Regions from separate parts of the Homo sapiens genome. Here region 1 is linked to region 2. The links are chromatin loops, found by intact Hi-C in ENCODE. Cell type or tissue: heart right ventricle. All regions are shown on one strand. Each heading gives the region's core, and the rest is flanking DNA. Links, peaks and the distances in the headings are about the cores only.

Region 1 (4,393 bases), core at 229-4,228, 48 kb after region 2:
ATTTACACCACATCACATCAACATCGATGCTAGGAGGTCTAAAGCTGATGCCACCTTCAGAGCTGCAAGTATCCAAAAGACTCCACTCATGACACCAGCTCACTCCTGAGTCACATCAGCCCCTTTCAGAGTCACAGCCCCAGAACTAAGGCTATCCATATGGGTTGATTATAAAATCCAAAAAGCAGCTCCAAATATTAGAAACACTTATTTGTCTGGCAGACACATTCCCTAATTTAAAGCCTCTTATACTGTGCTTAAAAATATTCAACAGTCTTAGCAAAATGACAAAATAAACAGGTAGCAGCCATGGGGTGGGCAGGGTAAGGTGGCGTTGAAAGAAAAGGCATTTAGCAAGGTAAGTAGAGAGTGCTGATGGAGAACACAAAAGGAGAAACACAGCGACTCCAGTGCGAGCTAGCCTAGAAGAGGGGAGGAGAAGCAGAAGACAGCAAGTGAAGAGCTTGAAGAACTTGAGGCAAACAGCACTGAGATGAACAGCTGTGAAACCACAATGGTAGGCAGTAGACACTACAGTACAGTGGTATGAACACACGCTTTAAAAAAAAAAAAAAAAGAGAGAGAGAGGGTCTCACTCTGTCATCCAGGCTGGAGTGCAGTGGTGCAGTCGTGCTCACTGCAGTCTCAAACTCCTGGGATTAAGGGATCCTCCTGCCTCAGCCTCTCAAGCAGCTGGGACTACAGGCATGCACCACCACAACAGAGCTAATTTTTTTTTTTTTTGAGATGGAGTTTCGCTCTTGTTACCCAGGCTGGAGTGCAACGGCACAATCTTGGCTCACTGCAACCTCCGCCTCCCAGGTTCAAGCAATTCTCCTGCCTCAGCCTCCCTAGTAGCTGGGATTACAGGCATGCGCCACGATGCCCGGCTAGCTTTTTGTACTTTTAGTAGAGACAGGGTTTCACCATGTTGGTAAGGCTGGTCTCGAACTCCTGACCTCAGGTGATCCACCCACCTGGGCCTCCCAAAGTGCTGGGATTACAGGCATGAGCCACCGCACCTGGCCTAGTTTTCTTTTTTTCTGGTAGAGACGAGGTCTCACTTTGTTGCCCAGGCTGGTCTCAAACTCCTGGCCTCAGGCAATCCTCCTGCCTTGGCCTCCCAAAGTGTTAAAATTATAGGCATGAACCACTGCACTGACTGGACACACCCGTTACTCCACCCCTACTAGCTGTGGAACCCTGAACCCAGTCACTCACATAGTCCTAGCATGTTTCTCACCTGCAAAATAAGGTAGTTAGATGATCTTTAAGATCTCTTTTAGTTCTGAGTTTTAGGCAACAAGTAATACAGATGAGTCAGTGGCATCAAGGCTCCACATCCACTCCAGAGGAAGGCCAGATCTACATCAGGCCCTGGGAGACAGAACTGGGGATCCCAGATCAGTCCAGGGCCAAAGATGTGCTCTATCTAATCCAGGTGGAGCTTGGAAAACCAAAGCTTCTCCCAAACAGACCCAATCCACAGGAGCCATGGTACGGTGGTTTTGCATCTCCAAAGCAAGCTCAAAATGATCTGCAGAGAGTTAAAGGCTAGCTCCAAGCCATGCCCCACATCAAATTTGCCACTTCCCAGCAACTTCTTAGCAGAGTTGAAGTACTAGAGAAAGCAGAAATACAGATGTAAAAAAAAGGCAACGGGAATAGGCAGCAATGACAAATTCACAAAGCACAGATATGCTATAGCTTATTTTCTGTCTCCTCCATCAGAATATGAACTCCTGTGAGTGAACTGGAACTTTATCTGCCTTCTGCTACCACTATATCCCTAAGTCCTGGCAAATGCTCTGCAAGCAGCATGCCTTTGATAAACATTTGTTGAATACATGAAATGGGATGTGATGCAAATGGGTAAAAAGGGTTTTCTCTTTCCAATCTTTCATTCACTTACTGTATACCAGCTGTAACATCCACTGATATCAACTCGTCTTTGCATTTATGATCCCCAGCTCCTTTTATAGCACCAAAAAGGTAAAGTGGCTCTTCAGGACCCCTCAATTTGTGATGCAGGAAAAGGAGAGAAATGAGGAGTTGAGAATAGGGTCAAGTCTGTCCCTATAGGCAAAATAAGTGGGTATACAAACAAAATAAATTCCATATTCTCTCCAGCCCTGGGAATCTGGAATCTGATGCACCTGCTCTGGGTAAGTGGGGCAACCTGCCAGAATGCACAGGCCTAAACAGTCTTTAAAAAAAAAATAAGATGGGGTTTTGCTATGTGCCCAAGCTGGTCTTGAACTCCTGGGCTCAAGCCTAAACAGCCTTATCTTTGCATTTTCATGAAGATCTTTGAATGGATGGTAAACTTTTGCCAGACCAAATTAAATGACTTATTAGTGAGACAAGGCCTCTTCATTAATTTTCCAAATAAAAGTATCTTGCAGGTTTTAAGTAAGAATCACAAGCAGAGTACTAAGAAGTTTAACTAAAAGATGTTCTTGTATGGTGTCATTTTCTTAAAATAGAACACTCCTAAAATCTCCTAAAAATAAGTCTGCTGTAGTTTCATTTCATTTTCTAAGAAGGAGATAAACATATCAAAACACACACTTAGCTTCTTTTTTAAAGAGTCTCTGTTACATGGGACTCACAGATCAAAGTCTAAAAGGGCCAATTTCTTCACTTCAGAGGTCAATGACACAGCTTTGAAAAAGAGGAAAAACAGTCCCTCTAGTGTACTGGGGCTGTAGAAAGAGGAAGTATATTAGTTGAGAATCACTGACGAAGACACTATTGCCAAAGGAAATTACAAAACGACATTTTGGCAACACGGGCCAAGCAGACAGATTCTTCACACACGACCATAACTGGCCTTTTGGTGAGTTACTCCAAAAGGTGACTGAGGTCAAAATTATGAGCCAATGTGGAATGATTATGACTTAGTCATTTTCAAATTAAAAAAAAATTTAAAACAGAGTTGCAGTTAAAATAACATTTTCCTAATACAGTGTGTTGAAAAGGAACTGGATGTATTAATCTAAAGAACAGAAACAGTGAGGACACAAATAAGCATTATGTGACAGGACAGCCCTCATCTTTTTATCTTGGCAAGAAGCCATAACAATACACATTCTTACATGAAAGAAGACTCGGACTCTTGAAGAATTATCTTCTGCAGCAGCAGCAGCAGCAGAAATCTTAACACAGTATCCCCCACACTTGTGAAATTATGGGAACCACTACAGAAACTCAAGTCTGCCTAATTTGATTACACCCTGACCCATGGGAAAAGCAGATGTGTGCTGTGTATAACGAAATAAGTGATAGATAGGCCTTACCAGGTAAGCCCTGGCGTCCTTAGAGGTCTCCCCAAGACAAGAGGAACTGAGAGAACTCACTTGTTCAATCATGGGTGCAGTGCAAGCTTAATCTGAATTAAAGGAAATGTAACCTTTTCCCCTCTTAACCACATCTGATTGTTCATTTCTACTTTAATGCCCGAGGTAAGGGAACCTGTGAGATAGTCATCATCCTTCTCCCTGACACAGTATCTGACAAATGTAAGTAACCAAGGGCTTCCTCTTTTTGTTAAAATGCTATCCTTCTTACCTCTTTTATCACTTCATAGTTCCTAAGTACCCCTACTGACAGGCACTGGACAGCTATGCAAACATGATACACTCACTCAGCCTCCATCTACATTTGCCCATCCTTTTGATGCTGAAATAATAAGCAAGATGTTTTTAGATTGAGAGGCAAATAAGCCTTTCAGGAAAGCAAGCGCTACTTATGTGAGACTATCCATTACCTAGCAAATGACCTTTTAAAAAAGATCAATTTAAAGAAGAAAATGGAAAACAAAAACCTCTAGAACTGTGGCTACTAATTACCTCTCTACTAACTAGCTGTGTGATCTTAAGAAAGTCATTAGCTTTTCCAAAAATCAGGTTTTTCACCAGTAAAATAAGAGGGTTGAACTAGATCAGAAAACTTCATCCTAACTATACATTAGAATCACCTAAGAAACTTGAAAAAAAAAAACAAAACACAAAACCATCAATGCTAAGCCACACACAAGCCAAATTATATCAAATTCTCTGGGTATTTGTATTTTTCAGAAGTTCCCAGGTAATTCAAACATGCAACCAGGGCTGAGAACCACTGATTTAGATTCTGATCTCTAAGTCCTCTTTTCTAATTCTTTCATTTTATGATGTTAGGGTGATAATTTTGGTTACAAGGTCTCATAATGCAATGGCCCAAATAGCCTGAAAAGAAGTAAGGCCCTGCATACCGTGCCCTTTATGCACACATGACTAGGAGACGTTAACCTGAATTCTAGACATTTTTGGAAGTTAAAAATCCTCTTACATTACTCAGAATGAAAGTAGTGTGGTTTAAATGCACATGCGTGCTTCCAAAATGACTAATC
Region 2 (4,393 bases), core at 309-4,308:
TAAGTGAAAGAAGGCACTCACAAAGTACTACCTATTATATGATTCCATTGATATGAAATGTCCAGAAGAGTCCCTATAGACTGACATTTCATATCAATATAGGCTGAAAAGGAGTGGGGTACATGGGAAATGACCGCTAATGGATACAAGGTTTCTTTGTGGGGTGACGAAAGTATTCTAAAATTAGATTGTGGTTGCACAACAGATAGTTGCACAACTCTGTGAATATACTAAAAACCATCAATTTGCAAACTTTAAATTGGTAAATTATATGGCAATGTGAATTAGGTCTCAACAAAGCTGTTAAAAAGTTATAAATATGGCTGGGCGCAGTGGCTCACACCTGTAATCCCAGCACTTTGAGAAGCAGAGTTGGGAGGATTGCTTGAGGCCAGGAGTTGAGACCAGCCTGGCCAACACAGCGAAACCCCATTTCTACTAAAAAATACAAACATTGGCCGGGTGTGGTGGCTCACGCCTGTAATCCCAGCACTTTTGGGAGGCAGAGGCGGGTGGATCACAAGGTCAGGAGATCGAGACCATCTTGGCTAACATGGTGAAACCCCGTCTCTAAAAAATAAAAAAATTAGCCAGGCGTGGTGGTGGGTGCCTGTAGTCCCAGCTACTCGGGAGGCTGAGGTAGGAGAATGGTGTGAACCCACGAGGCGGAGCTTGCAGTGAGCCGAGACTGCGCCACTGCACTCAAGCCTGGGCGACAGAATGAGACTCTATCTCAAAAAAAAAAAAAAAAAAAAAAAAAACCTTAGTTGGGCGTGATGGCACATACCTGTAGTCCCAGCTACTCAAGAGGCTGAGGTGGGAGAATCGCTTGAACTGGGGAGACAGAGGTTGCAATGAGCCAAGATTGCGCCATTGCACTCCAGCCTGGGTGACAGAGTGAGACTCATTCTCAAAGGAAAAAAAAAAATTATAAATATACTCTATGTAGTAAGAAGGTAGAGGGAAAAAAGGCAGGAAATTGGAAGATACAAAAGAAATAAACCCAGTGGTACTTCTAGTAAAGAAAAATAAATTTAAAAATACACTGGATGGGATTAACAGCAAATTAAACATTGCAGAAAGATCAGTAAATTATAAGACACAACAACAGCAACTAACCAACTAACCCAAATGAAGCACAGGGAAAGACTGAAAATGAAATTGAGAGTATCCAGTGATCTATGGGGACAATACTAAATTGTCTAACATATGTGTAATTGAGATCATAAAAGAAGAGGAAAGAGGGAGAGGATGGAAAAAAAATCTGAAGAAATAATGGCTGGATTTTAAATTTTTTTTATAAAAAACTATAAACACTCAGATCCAAGAAAAACTCAACAAACTCCAAAAAGAACAGATGTAATTAAAGAGGGCACATCACAATAATAAAAACCAGTGATACAAAAAAAAAATACTTAAAAGCGGCAGAAGAAAAAAGACATTAAGAGAAATATAGAATGAGCAAATCACTTTTCAGAGACTATGTGAGACAATGGAGGAACATCCTTACTAAGAGAGGGAAAAAGCTACCAATCTAGAAATTTATACCTATTAAAAGTGTCTTTCAAAAACGAAGATAAAATAAAGACTCTTTCAGGCAAACAAAAATGAGAATCAATGCCAGCAGTGGTACATTCAAAGAGATATTTTAAAAAGTAGTTTCATCAAGCAGAGAGAAAATGATACCAGATGGGCATCTGAACTTAAAGGAATGAAGAGCGGGGAATGATCAATATATGAGTAAATATAGACAATATTTTCTTATCTTCAATCTCTTTAAAAGATAATGACTATCTAAGGCAAAAATAACAATATATTCTGGGGCTTATAACATACATGTAGAAGAAAATAGCACTAAGAATAATAAGGGAGAAGTGGCTGTATATTGTTTCAAGGATTTTATACTCCATGTAAAGTGGCAGAAGATTGACTATCATCAGTTAAAGATGTGTAAATCCTAGCGCAACCATTAAAAAATAACAAAGAGATGTACCTAATAAGCCAAGAGTGGAGATAACACGGGTTCATTAAAACCAAACAAAACCACCTAACTCAAGAGAAGGCAAGAAAAGGGGGAATAGGACACAAAGAACAAATGGGACAAATAGAAAACTAATAGCAAGATAACAGATTTAAACCCAAATATAATTACATTAAACAAAATGGTCTTTGAAAAAAACGCAAAAAATAAAAAACAAAAAAAAACCAAAACATCAACAAAAAACCCTCCAAATAAAAGCCAGAGATTGTCAGATTGGATTAAAAAACACCCAACAATTTGCTATCTGCATGGAATCCACTTTAAATATAAAGACACAGATAGATTAGAAGTACAAGGAAAAAAGATCTGCCATACAAACAGTAGTCAAAAGAAAGCTGGAGTAACTATATTATTAACAGTTATTAATGAACAGATTTCAACAACAAATACTGCCAAGGATGAAGAGAGACAATTCATAATAGAAGAGTCAATGTATCAGGAGGATATAACAACCTTAAATGTTAATCTGCCTAATAATAGATTTTCAAAATACATAAAGCAGTATACAATTATTATTTTTCAATTAAAGTTTGTTAAAAACATGAAGCAAAATCTAATAGAATTGAAGTAGACAAATCCACAATTACAGCTGGATATTTCAACATTCCTTTCACAGTAATTGATAGAACATGTAGTGAGAAAATGAACTTGACTAACTTGACCTAATTCACATTTATAGAACAAATCACCCAAAACAGCAGAAAACACATTCTTTTTAAGTACATGGAAAACATTCAATAAGATAGACAATATTCTTGGCTCATAAAACAAGTCTCAACAAATTTAAAACAACACAAAACAGATTCTCCAACCACAAAAGAATTTAGTTAGAAAACAGTAATAGAAAAATATCCAGAAAATCCTCCAAATACTTGGAAATTTAAAAATTAACTTCTAAACAAACTGCAGACCAAAGTAATTACAGGTAAAATAGAAACAATTTTGAATTGAATGCAAAAACAAACTTCACTGGATGCATCTATAGCAGTTGTAGCAAGGAATGTATAGCTTTCAACATTTATATTAGGAAGGAAGGTCTCAAGTAAATGATCTAAGGTTTCACCTTAAGATGCCAGAAAAAGAGCAAATTAAACCCACAACATGCAGAAGAAAAGAAATAAAAGATTAAAAGAGAAAAAAAAAATCAATGGAAGTAAAAACATAAAAGTAACGGGGGAAAAGTCAGTGGAAGCAAATGTTAATTCGTTTAAAAGATCAATGAAATTGCAAGGCACTAAACAGATAAGGAATGAGGGGGAAAGGGAGTTAAGACAAATTATCAACATCAGGAATGAAAATGAAATCACTACAGATGATATATCTATTAAAAGGATAATAAGAGAACATTATAAATGACTTTATGCCCATAAATTAGACAACTTAAATAAAATGGGCAAATTCCTTAAAAGACACAGACTACCAAAACTCATTCAAGAAGAAACAGACAAGCCAACAGCATTGTATCTATGAAATAAATTGAATTAGCAGTTAAACATTTCCTCACACACAAAAAAACTCCAGGCTCTGATGGCTTAACTGCCGTTGAATTCTACCAAACATTTAAGGAAGAGATACTACAGTGCTACCAGAGCAGAACAGGGAACACTTTCCAACTCATGTTATAAGACCACCATTACCCTGGTACCAAAAACAGGCAAAGATATTATAAGAAATGTATAGATCAATATTCCTCATGAAGACAGACACAAAAATCCTTAACAAAATTTTAGCTACTTGAATCTCATGGTAACATATCAAGACCAGGTGGGATTTATCCCAGGAATGTAAGGTTGGTTTAACATTGCAAATCAGTCAATGTATTTCATCATATTAAAAGACTGAAAAAGAAAAACCATCTGATCTTCTCAACAGGTGAGGAAAAAGCATCTGACAAAATTCAATATCCACTCATAATTTAAAAAACAAAAACTACTCAACACATAGGAATAGAGAAAACTACCTCAGCCTGATAAAGGAAATATGTGACAAACTTACACCTAACATGATACTTAACAGTGAAAGACTGAATGCTTTCCCCTTAAGATGAGAAAAATGGTAAGGATCTCTGCTTTCACCACTGCTATTCAACAATGTATTGGAGGTCCTGGCCAGTGAAATAAGGCAAGAAAAAGAAATAAAGTGTATACAGTATATATTAGAAAGGAAGAAAAAAAATTTTTTTTTTATTTTTTTTTTGAGACAGAGTTTCGCTATTGTCACCCAGGCTGGAGTGCAATGGCACAATCTTGGCTCACTGCAACCTCTGCCTCCCGGGTTCAAGCAATTCTTCTGCCACAGCCTCCTGAGTAGCCGGGATTACAGGTGCCCACCACCACGCCCAGCTAATTTTTG

What was found. A loop is a pair of places that touch in the nucleus more often than their neighbours do. Peaks named below come from ENCODE experiments on the same cell type or tissue, not always from the same donor. Only the 100,000 strongest peaks of a DNase experiment are listed, where the experiment ranks them.
Region 1: a loop joins it to region 2, with 2.0 times the contacts of the local background. A loop is called at or near these places in 17 of 110 quality-filtered maps.

What each region holds. Positions count from the first base shown.
Region 1 is chr6:108,564,400-108,568,792 of GRCh38, reverse strand. The region is part of intron 1 of FOXO3 (forkhead box O3); the gene reads right to left. Among named protein-coding and RNA genes, the nearest start is that of FOXO3, 5.7 kb to the right of the region's middle. RefSeq lists an enhancer at 3,093-3,162. In heart right ventricle, for the core only: a CTCF peak has its summit at 2,711; a DNase peak (open chromatin) is centred at 2,789; H3K4me3 peaks cover 2,185 bases; H3K27ac peaks cover 3,138 bases.
Region 2 is chr6:108,612,525-108,616,917 of GRCh38, reverse strand. The region is part of intron 1 of FOXO3 (forkhead box O3); the gene reads right to left. Among named protein-coding and RNA genes, the nearest start is that of FOXO3, 54 kb to the right of the region's middle. In heart right ventricle, for the core only: no CTCF peak of the experiment used is centred there; no DNase peak of the experiment used is centred there; H3K27ac peaks cover 996 bases.